2 separate regions of the Homo sapiens genome follow, and region 2 is linked to region 1. A link is a contact called in ENCODE Hi-C or POLR2A ChIA-PET data. All regions are on one chromosome and are shown on one strand. Each heading gives the region's core, a stretch centred on a gene start or an enhancer-like site at or near the end of the contact. The rest is flanking DNA. Distances are from core to core; before and after follow the strand shown. Region 1 has its middle 9.2 kb from the start of LINC01546. Region 2 holds the start of MXRA5 (matrix remodeling associated 5).

What was found. A loop is a pair of places that touch in the nucleus more often than their neighbours do. ChIA-PET counts read pairs that join two places held with the same protein, here RNA polymerase II (POLR2A). Pooled maps may share reads with other maps.
Region 2: a loop to region 1 is called in a map of mammary epithelial cell, with 16 times the contacts of the local background. The contact joins the promoter of MXRA5 here to the enhancer-like site in region 1. A Hi-C loop is called at or near these places in 1 of 168 maps with a recorded cell type or tissue (mammary epithelial cell) and 2 of 50 pooled maps. POLR2A ChIA-PET finds 5 or more read pairs at or near these places in 1 of 52 experiments (K562).

Annotation. Positions count from the first base shown.
Region 1 is chrX:3,259,666-3,265,628 of GRCh38, reverse strand. No RefSeq gene overlaps it. Among named protein-coding and RNA genes, the nearest start is that of LINC01546, 9.2 kb to the left of the region's middle. Within about 2 kb of position 2,573, at least 3 of the 41 ENCODE cell types and tissues checked have a DNase peak (open chromatin) inside an H3K27ac peak, as active enhancers do; they include mammary epithelial cell, where a contact is called at or near this core.
Region 2 is chrX:3,343,704-3,349,666 of GRCh38, reverse strand. It overlaps MXRA5 (matrix remodeling associated 5), which reads left to right and starts at 3,015. Exons shown (of 7, transcript NM_015419.4): 1 at 3,015-3,152; 2 at 5,806-5,963. The coding sequence starts at 5,834.

The DNA.
Region 1 (5,963 bases), core at 1,324-3,823:
GGGAGTCTTGGGAGTTTGAGGTCTACGTATTTGTATTTAATCTGCACCATCAGTATTGGTAACTGTCCATTGTTATCTCTGTTTTTCAGCCTAAGTGTCTGGTACTAGCCACTGGTCACCCAGTTAGAAAATGTGCCTGCAGGATTCAAACCCAATTAGCTTTCCACAAGTGCCAAAAAACTCTTGCCAGCTTCCTGGTCTCTGCACAGGTAAAAAACAGCCATTTCTTGGTGTCTTCACAGGATGCATTATTACACTCTTCTTCCTCATGTATTAGATGATTTCACACATGTGCAACCTGGAGTTAAGTATTTTTGAGCCCATCTTATGTATTTCTGTCTTTATCACATTACATTTAAATCAATCCAATACATATGTATTGACTTAAAACACATCATTGTGCATGTCAAGGCTATAGACATATAGACAACACTGTTACTGCCTGCGCGGACTAAACTTTGTGGAGGGAAATGAAGCTACTGTAGACAAAGATACACAGGTAATGGAAACAAAGGGAGTTTGGGAAGTTGTCTTCTTTCATTGGGGCTGCTATAACAAAGCACCATAGACTCGAGGCTTCTCAACAGCAGGCATTTATGTCTCACAGTTCTGGGAGCTGGAAGTCCAAGGTCAAAGCGTGTCAGATGCAATAATCTGGTGATAACCTGCTTCCTGATTCATAGACGGTGCTTTCTTGCTGTGTCCTCACACGGTGGAAGGGGCAAGGGAGCTCTCTGGGGTCCCTTTTATAAGGGCACTGATCCCATTCATGAGGCTACACCTTCACGACCTCATTATCTCTCAAAGGCTCCACCTCCCAACACCATCACCTTGGGTGTTAAGATTTTCACACAGAAATTTTGGAGGAACACAAACATTCACACCATAGCAGAAGAACAATATAAAAAATTAGTGAGGCTGGGTGCAGTGGCTCACACCTGTAATCCCAGCACTTTGGGAGGCTGAAGTGGGCAGATCGCTTGAGGTCAGGAGTTCAAGACCAGCCTCATTAACATGGTGAAACCCCGTCTCTACTAAAAATACAAAACTTGGTCGGGCATGGTGGCACGTGCCTGTTGTCCCAGCTACTCAGGAGGCTGAGCAGGAGAATCACTTGAGCCCAGGAGGCAGAGGTTACAATGAGCCAAGATCCAGCCACTACACTCCAGCCTGAGCAACAAAGCGAGACACCAAAAAAAAAAAAAAAAGGCTGGGCACAGTGGCTCACACCTGTAATCCCAGCACTTTGGGAGGCCGAGGCGGTTGGATCACGAGGTCACGAGATTATTGAGACCATCCTGGCCAACATGGTGAAACCCCATCTATACTAAAAATACAAAAATTAGCCGGGCGTGGTGTCACGCACCTCTAGTCCCAGCTACTCAGGAGGCTGAGGCAGGAAAACCGCTTGAATCCGGGAGGTGGAGATTGCAGTCAGCTGAGATTGTACCACTGCACTCCAGCCTAGGCGACAGAGTGAGATTCCGTCTCAAAAAGAAAAAAAAAAGTGAATAAATCATATAGAAAGAAAAAGGAGAGGAGGTGTTAATTCAGTTGAAGGAACTTGGTGAGGTTTCAGGAACAAAATGACTTTTGAGCTGGGACTTCCAATGTGTGGGCGTTCAGCATATAGAGATGGGGCCAGGGAGGAAAATGAGAGTGAGGTCAGAGAGGATGGGAGGAGATAAGGAAAGCAAAAAGATAGAACCAAAAGGGAAAGCAGAACTGAGTCTAGGGGAGAAGGGAACTTGGAAAAGCAGAGGCCATTGACCTCTCTATAACTTTGTTAATAAATCTTTGTGTTTGTCTGGCCTGGGATCAAGTTCCAGAGCAACCACTTTCAAGCTTGGGCAACTTTCTCAATTCGTCTTAAGTCTCATCTTTTATTTATTTTTGTTGTTTGTTTTTACAGTTGTTTGCACAAAAGTAGCAACTATTCAGAGAAGTGTGCATGGAGTAAACTCAAAAAAAACCATGCTTTAAAAAAAAAATGCTTAGTCCAATGGCTATCATCCAAAATGCTCATTAGAAAATAACCAAATACAACAAAAATTTGAAGGCATGGAGTTGACTAATGGTCTGGAGAGTTAGCCATGTGTAATTATAAAAGTTTACAGACCTGAGATTTATGAATATTCTGTTTGTTTTCTAAGTATAGTTGATTTTCCTTATTTATAAATTTTGTCTTTCTGAACTTGCCTGCTCACTAAAACTTTGTAATCTCGAAATCAATACAGCACTTTTGCAGTCATTTGCAGACACACACACAAAGCTGGAAAAAATATAAATTGCTCAAAGTGCACATTCCCAGCTACAGTGGAACAAGGCCATGCCCTACCTTCTTGTTTCAGCTCTTATACTTTAAACAAGTAGAATTATTGTGGTCCATTGAGTACCATGTGTTTTGCGTGTTTGTGCTTTTTGTTGGTGATTTTGCTGTTTAAAATGGCCTGAAGAACAGAGCTGAAGTGCTGTCTGGGGTCCCTAGTACAAAAGGACTGCAATGTGCCTCACAGAGAAAATCTCTGTGTTAGAGAAGCATTACTCAGGCATGAGTCATGGTGCTGCTGGACATGAGTTCAGTGTGAATGAGTCAAAAATATCTACTCAGAAAGTTTTTCTTAAACAGAAACATGCATAAAACAAGATTATGTATTGACTGGTTGATGAAAATGTTGTGACCAGACATCATAGAATCCTAATCTTGTATTTCCCCTGGGAGCAATAGTTTACAACTTGCTAATTCAGTGTTTATGGTGACTTTATAGAACACAACTATCACAAATACAGAGAATTGAATGTAATTTCAATCTTTATTTCTACTGAAAGATTACCTCAATCAACCCAGGAGCCCGTTGGGTTTTCTCATTGCTTCATTGCTGATGACTGTTCCAATGCTGGGCTAATAACAGGCATTTGATTAACATTAGATTTATACATCAGGTGAGTAAGGAGGAGACTGGCTTCATTAATACCACATAGTCACCATGCAAAAGGTGTCACATTTATTAGGGAAGTGTGACGCTGCCATGGAGAAATAAAATGAATAAAATTCCTGTAGTAAATCATGGCTAAACATAATGTAAAAACAGTCATTGTGGAACAGAAATTATAATTAGTTCTCCAACATCCAGCTCAATGACACTCTAGGAAGGCAATCACATTACTAAAATTGATTTTGACCAATTGTCTGTTCCAGTCATTAAAATGAATGACAACCACAAAACCTAAAATATGCATACACCTCTTGTGTTATTTTTCTGTGGCTGTTGTAACAAATTACTATAATCTGGGTGGATTGTGGAATAATCCCAAATGCCATCAATCAACAGGTTGGTAAAGGAACTATGATATATATGTACACACACACACACACACACACACACACACACACACACCATGGAATACTACTCAGCCATAAAAATGAATAAATTAATGGCATTTGCAGCAACCTAGGTGGGAATGGAGACTATTATTCTAAATGAAGTCACTCAGGAGTGGAAAACTGAACATCATATGTTCTCATTCATAAGTAGGAGCTAAGCTATGAAGATGCAAAGGCATAAGAATGATACAATGGACATTGGGAACTTGTTGGAAAGGGCAGGATGGGGGTGAGGGATAAAAGATTACAAATTGGATTCAGTGGATTGCTCTGGTGATGGGTGAACCAAAATCTCACAAATCACCACTAAAGAATTTATGTAACCAGATACCACCTGTTCCCCCAAAACCTATGGAAATGAAAAAAAAAAAAAAATTTTAAGATAGCAAGAATTTGTTCTCTCAAACTTCTGGAAGCCAGAAGCCCAAAATGAAGGTGTGAGCAGCAACACACCTTCTCTGGAAACTCAAAGAGTGAATCCATTCTTTGCTTCTGGCTTCTGGTGCCTTTTGATGTTCTGTCTTGTGGCCACATCACTCCAACATCTACCTCCATGCTCACATCACCTCCTCTTCTTCTGTCTCTCTTGCCCTTCGTGCATATTTTATTTAAGCCACCCAGTTTATGGCATTTGGTTATAGCATTAGAGGTAGGTTTGCCCAAATAATCCAGGATGACATCCTCATCTCAAGACTTTTAGCTTAATTACATCTACAAAGACCCTAATGCTATAGAAGGTCACATTCATGGTGTCTTAGTTCAGGATCCTATAATAAAATGCCTTAAGCTGGGTGGCTTGAGCAACAAATGTTACTTCCCAAAGTTCTGGAGCCTGGGAAGATGAAGATGCTGGCAGATCTGGTGTCTACTGAGGGCCTCCTTCCTCCTTCCTGGTCTGCAGATGGTGCCATGTCTCTGTACCTTCACATGGAGGAGAGAGGGAGCTCTGAGTCTCTTTCTCTTCTTATAAAGACACTAATCCCATCAAGCAGGCACCACCCTCATTATCTCATCTAAACCTACATACCTCCCACAGGCCCCACCTACTAAGACCATCCCATTGGGGATTAGGGCTTCCACATATGGATTTGGGGAGGATGTGCTGTATTAGTTCATTCTTAAGCTGCTAATAAAGACACTCCTGATACTAGGTCATTTATAAAGTAAAAAGGTTAATTGACTCACAGTTCCACATGGCTGGTGAGGCTCACAATCATGACAGAAGGCAAGGAGGAGCAAAGCCATGTCTTTTTCTTACATGGCGGCAGGCAAGAGGGCTTGTGCAGGGGAGCTCCCATTTATAAAGCCATCAGATCTCTTAGGACTTACTCACTACTATGAGAACAATATGAGGGAAACTGCCCCCATGATTCAATTATCTCCACCTGGCCCCACCCTTGACACGTGATAATTATTACAATTCAAGGTGAGATTTGGGTGGGGACACTGCCAAACCATATCACGTGCATTCCATGACTTAGACCAGGGATTGGAACATGCAGTCCGTAATTTAGGCCAGGGATAAAACACAGACTTTCATTCTGAAGGCCATTTAACTTTCTACACTTCTATATAGAGAACCATAAAATTAGAAGAAAGCAGCAAGTGTCATTGTAATTTTACACAAAAGTAGGGAGAACAGCCACGTAAATGCAAAGTAAAACAAAGTAGATCTGAAATCTTCTGGTTGGCAACTTGGGAGTATTCAGTTTCAGTGACATACCAAATTCCTATCCTTGCATGTTCCCAGAATTGAGATAAAATGACATTAACGCTACAAAAGCTCATATAATGACTGTTTGTGACAGCGAAAACGAATGTGCTAATGTAAAACTTTGCATTAAGTTGAAATGCTATGGAAAACACATGGGGAATTCTTCTTATCTCCTGTGCTGCAGAATTGTGGCTGACAGACAGGGAACATAAATCACGACATTTTATTCAAAGACAATAAATGCACCAACTCAACTAACACAACCTGAAGACAAGCCAGAATAACTCTAGAAGGAGAAAAAGGTAACATCTGAACATGTCCTCAGCTGAGGTAAGTACACTTGGAAAGGGCATATATTTAGCTGTTTCAAATGCTCTATTTCTGGGCAAAGCACATGTTTAAATGTTTGGTTGACATGAATTAAAAGCAAATGCCCAATTTGGTACTCTATAAGGTAGCTTTCTGATGCCCTGAAGAATCTTATTTACATGACGCCAAATGCATTCATTCATTGACCAATTCATTCACTTAACAGATGTTGACAATGTATTCATGATATGCCAGTGGCATTCTGGGCACCGCTGAGAGGTGTGGATAAATAGGACATAGAACCTTCACATCCAAGGCAACTAAATCTAGATGTTGTGCTCCAGCAAAAGTGTAAGGTTCATTTTTCTTCTGTCTCCTAGGAAACGGATGAGGGCAGAATTATTATTAAGAAGTAACATTACAACCCCACCAAAGCTCATGCATACACAAACACATCTGCTCACTGAACATAGTACATCCAGTGAACAGTGTCCATATGAGCCAAAATTTTTCTCTCTTTCTTACCTTGGAAAAAGTTAAGACTCCTAATGTTAA
Region 2 (5,963 bases), core at 1,766-4,265, 84 kb before region 1:
AGAGGTATTGATAGATATTATCTATTAAATGTGCCAATAATAATCCCCCTGGATAAGGTAGTATAAACAGATTTCCTTACTGCAGAGAAATCCAGACTTTTTTAAATGTTTTTTTTTTTTGAGGCAGGGTCTTGCTCTGTCACTGTGGCTGGAGTGCAGTGGTGCGAACTTGGCTCACTGCAAACTCTGCCTCTCAGGCTCAAGCAATTCTCCCATGTCAGCCCCCAGTATGTAGCTGGAACTACAGGCATATGCCACTATGCCTGGCTAATTTTTTTTTTTTTTTTTTGTAGAGATAGGGTTTTGCCAGGTTGCCTAGGCTGGTCTCAAACTCCTGGACTCAAGCAATCCTCCCGCCTTGGCCTCCCAAAGTGCTGGGATTACAGGCGTGAGCCACTGCGCCTGGCCAAATCTAGACATTTCTTAATAGAATTCAACGTCAGTCATGCGCACATTCATTCATTCATTCATTCAATTGAACGCTTAGTGTATGCTAAGCTCTGTGCTATACTCCAGGTGTCAAGAAGCTATGACGGCATAAAAAGAAGGTGAGTGATTGTCCACAATGCAGGAAAAAAGCCCACTTTAGCAATGGGCATGGAGGTAAGGAAATACTATACAATGGAGATTGAGGAGAACTTTGTCAAAACAGTGGCGTGAACCAACAACAACAAAAATCAGGGATGTGCTACTTGTTCTTGACAAGCCAGATCTATCACCAAAAGGAAGATCCCAGGGACAGGCTGGGAAGCACAGGGCATGGCACAGGCCACCCATGGAAAACTTCAGCCTTGGGTTTGAGGATGATGGCATCCCTCTAAGTCTCAGTGATGGGCTGGAAGGGATGAATGAGAAGGAGTTGGTGGAGGAAGAAGTTGTCAAAATCTAAGACATATCCATGCAACCGCAGTGAGAGAGGTGGAGAGAAGAACACGTTGGGCCAAGAGATTCTTAGGCATCAGGATCTAAACTTGGCAACCAGTTGACTATGAGGAAGACATGAAGGAGAGGCAGAAGGCAAGGATGGCTTGAGTTTCTAGTTTAGCTGACGAGATGGGTGGCAACATCATTAACAAGGGTAAAGAGATGTTCAAGAGACAGTTGTTTTTTGTTTTGTTTTGTTTCGTGATTTAATCAATGGGTTTGGGGCATGCCCAGAAAGAGGCTACCTAAGGGCATTATTTGACTAATCCCTGGAACTATGTCAACACACACTGAAAACTAAAGCTAGAGAAGGAATGAATTCCCATTTATGAACCAGTATTTCCTGACTATCAACTCTGTGGAAGCCACCCTAGGCGCAGGAGGCAGGTGGTGAGGAATTCCTAGACGCTGTGTTTCTTAGGAGGAGCTAAGATGAACCACGCTTCATGCAGGGGAAGCAACTTGTTTCTTAGGCTTAGTCCTTCCTTCCTCCTGAAAGCCCCCTGACAGAGTGCTGGACGTAGGGCAGGACTTCTGAATCTAAAGAGCAGGCACTTCTCAATTATACTTTCTCCATGCATTGCCTTTTAAAAGCTGCATGCCTGCTGGGCTGGGTGGCTCACGCCTGTAATCCCAGCACTTTGGGAGTCCGAGGTGGATGGATCACTTGAGGCTAGGAATTCGAGTCCAGCCTGAGCAACATAGTGAGACCCTGTCCGCACCAAAAAAAAAAAATTAGCCCAGCGTGGTGGCGCAAGCCTCTAGTACCAGCTGCATGGGGGACGGAGGTGGAGAATCGCTTGCGCCTCGGAGGCAGAGGTTACAGTAAGCCGAGATCGCACCACTGGCACTCCAGCCTGGGCAACAGAGCGAGACTCTGTCTCAAATACATAGATACATATATACATACATACACACATACATAAATGCCGCACGCCATCAGCCTGCTTCAGGGGCATCTCAGCAGACAGGATTCGTTGTACAAGTACATGGTACCACTGGGCTTGTAAAAAAAATTTTTTTTATACTCACAGATGTCTTTTGTAGATCAAAGAACACAACAGGCAAACACTGACCCTAAGGACATGTCAAAATGCTGGTTCAGGGAGAGGAATACGGCTAACCAGAGGTATAGCGAAAAGCAGTCGCTGGTGCACCCTACAACAAGCTGGTGCAATGGTGCCTTTCCGGGCCCTACACACCTGTCTGAGCTCCATGTTTTTACCCCAGGTTGGCTCTGCTGACTGAAGATACTCGCCTGACCTCTCCCCACCATTCCAGGTCTGACTTATCCAGGAAGCCAGGCAGCCGCCGCCTCCTCTTCCTCTGCCTCCTGGAATAGGGACCTACCCTCTGCACCCTCTACTTTTTGCCTTGTCGCCAGGTCGCTCCCACCCTCCCACCGCCCCCTCCCCAGACAATACCATCAGACTCTCCGAACGTCCCAACCCTCGCCTTGCCCCTCGAATGCTCCCCAAGCCGGAGGGGAGCCGTTCCACCTTTCTGGCAGGAAGACTCTGGCAAGGGGAGGGAGGCGGGCGCCGGGGAGTCCTGGAGAGGCGGGAGGGCGTGGCGGCGGCTCTCACGTTGCAGCCCTGCCTGCAGCTAGTGGGATGCCGGCGGGGCCAGCCCGCTCCTGCTTGCACACGGTCTGGGAAGAGCTGCCGAGAAAACACCGTCTGGCCCGGAGAAGCGCAAACCCTGCTCCTTCTCTCTCTCCTGAAAGGAACGGAAACGTTCCCAGCGCTGCTTAGGCGCTCTCCAAGCGCGGACTCTACTGCGGCTCCCACCGCGCTCCCTGCATCTCGCCCTTCCCTCCTGGGGTCCTGGACTTCTCTCTGACAAAGAGCCCTCCTTCCCCGAGCCGCCTGCGGTTCTTGCAGCTGGAGTGGGCGAGGCATGCCCACCCGGGCCCAGGCGCAATGAAGACGCGAGAGGAAGGCTGAGCGCAGAGCGGCGCGGCCAGGGTCCCTTGGCTCGGGCCCGCGCCCCGTCTCCCCGGGGTGGGGCAGGGTGGGGGTGTGCCGAGGCGTGGACTTGGGGAAGCCTCGCAGCGCCGGGAATAAAAGGGCGCCGGCTTGCTGTGCCGCGCTGGGAAGCCGAGCTGCCTCACCCCCGGCCCCGGGAAGGGCATGGCCCCGGCAAACTCCCGGCCGTGACTCGCGCGCCCCGGCTCGGTGGATGCTCCCGGCGCACCGCTCCCGTGTGCGGCGGCTTCCCAAGGACAGGTGAGGACCCAGGGTGGCCAGGGCGCCCCAGGGCTGCCGTGTCTGCCTGCAGGGGGTGAAGGGATTTGAGACACCCAAGGGAAACACTGGGGGTAAAGGGCCTGCATGCAGGCAGATTGCACCGTTCCCCAGCACTGTTTGAAGTTGCTAAGAAATCAGGATACCTGAATTCCTGCAATTTTAAGTAGCTAAGGATCAGATAGGGAGGAGAGCCGGATCTTGAAGGAGGATGCACTGAATAGGTCTAATTAAGCCCAGACATCCCATGCCTCCTTTCCTCCCTCTCCCCAAAGCGCTCCCCATCCCTGGCTCTCTCTGGAGACCTTCAACCCCGCCATCCCGCGTTTCTAGGAAGCTGCCAACGGAATTCCTAAGTGAAGCCCACTCTGCTCTTGCAATCGGTGGGGGAAAGGACGCTTGAGGAGCCTCTTTCCAAGTTGCTCAGGCTGTGGCTACTTCAAGTCTCCTCTCCCTCCTCTCTTCCCCCTCTCCTTCCCCGCCTCTTTCCTCCTACTCTTACCCAGGCTTTCCCTGGAAAGGGGACAGCCCAACGCCTAGAGTGATCCGAGCCATGCAAAAAAACCGGGACAGTCATCACGCAGACAAAAGGGGTTTGGTGTCCGAGTCCCGGGCGGCGGGGACTCGCAGGGCCACCCCAGCCGCGTTCCGGGAAAGCTCGTAATTCATCCCGCAGCCAGCTCGACGCGACCCAGCGGACTCTGGAAGCCGGCCAGGGGCTCAGGGCTGCCCGCCCGGCCACTCCAGGTTGTCTGCCCAGGGCCAAGACGAAAGCAGACGGCCTCACGCCCCCACCCCTGCTTCCCGGCGGGGTTCGCAGACCGTCTCTGGCGGCCTAGCTGGCGCCAGGCCGCTTTCTCCGCGGCGGAGAGACCCGACCCCGAGTCCCCGGGATTAGGGTTGTCTGGGGGCGAGTTTCCTGGGTCTCCCGGGAGGTTGGTGCCGGGGTGGGAGGCCGGACAGGGAGTTGGGGCTGAAGAGTCCTATGGAACGCCCGGGCCAAGTCCGCCCGCAGGCACAGGACGCTGGGGACTGGCGCGGCTGCCCTTGGAACCAGCCCAGCGCCGAGGTCAGGCGCGCAGGCAGGGGCGGGGAAAGCCCGGGCTCTGGCGAGAGAGAAAACTCCGAGGACTTTTGCAGAGCTGCAGGAGCCGGTTTGTTCCAGCGCCCAGAGGCGGAGCCCGGACTTGCTTTTTTGCAAAACTACCTGTGCGCCATCAGTTCTTTATGGGCAGCTGAAGGGAGACGCGCCCCCGGGCTTAAGAGAATAACCTTTTCTAGGTCACTTAAAGGCAGGAAAAGCTACAGGTTTGGGATGTTCCTCTCTTATAGGAAGGATTTTAGAATTTTATTTTTATTTTTTGAGACGGAGTTTCGCTCTTGTTGCCCAGGCTGGGGTGCAATGGCTCGATCTCGGTTCACCGGAACCTCTGCCTCCCGGATTCAAGCGAATCTCCTGCCTCAGCCTCCCGAGCAGCTGAGATTATAGGCATGCGCCACCACGCCCAGCTAATTTTGTTTTGTTTGTTTGTTTGTTTGTATTTTTAGTAGAGACGGGGTTTTTCCATGTTGGTCAGGCTGGTCTCGAACTCCTGACCTCAGGTGATCCGCCCGCCTCGGCCTCCCAAAGTGTTGGATGACAGACGTGAGCCACCGAGTCCGGCCTGGGTTTTAGAATTTTAATCAGCAGTTCGCGCTCGTTCAGAACCCGGGCGAATGGGCAGGCGCGTGTTTGTTGTGTATCCCTATTTACTTTCCATGTGTGTCACTATTTTTAAGTGAACGCCATTCAAGAGATGACAAAAATGTTAGATGACATAGGCATTGCCAGGACAAGAAGAAAATGATCACCGCCATTCTAAATGAAGTAGCTGATGCAATCTAGCTTTACCCGAGCTTTTCCATTTTTTAGTGACTCCATTTTTTTCTGTTTGCCTGAATATATTTCATAAGCAGTCCCTTCCTGTTTATTGAATGATCAGAGGTTCCCCCAAACTTCCTCCCCGATTAACAGCAACTCTATATCATCAAAAAAACTCTCTGGCTTTTCCAAGACAAAAACATAAGGATAGTAAATAAACCCAGAAATAACAGGATGAATATCCTTCTAGCAAATACCTCTTTAAGCTCTTCAAGAAGCTAGAATTAAAGGTTTGAAAAATATCATTAAAGGAAAGAATACGAATAAACACTTCTTGGGAAGTTTTAAATTCAAATATATGCAATATATAATGGCTCAGTCTTGTTGGAGGCAGAAACACAATATTTTATTATTTTTTAATTATGGATACATAAATATAAACCTCTTTCTTCTCTCTCTCTCTCTCTCTCTCTCTCTCGTCTCTCTCTGTTTCATAGCCGCAATTACAGAGTGCAAGATAGATTTCCAAATCATAGTATCGAAGCCAAGAATCAAGACTATATTCTATAGTCATGATTAAAGTGAATGGTGAAAAGTTTAGAAAAAAAACCATGTTTCATCTTTCTCAATTCCCATGGTTTAAGCGTCACTACAACACATCGTGTGAAGTCCTGGGAAGCTTGAAACCCTGATGCACAATTCAAATTTAAAAATTGCCCACAGTTCGTCGGTGCTACCTGTGAATAAGCTCATCTCTTCGTTGTTCTACCTCAGGTATCCGAGAATCAGGCACCCCGACAAGATGCCCAAGCGCGCGCACTGGGGGGCCCTCTCCGTGGTGCTGATCCTGCTTTGGGGCCATCCGCGAGTGGCGCTGGCCTGCCCGCATCCTTGTGCCTGCTACGTCCCCAGCGAGGTCCACTGCACGTTCC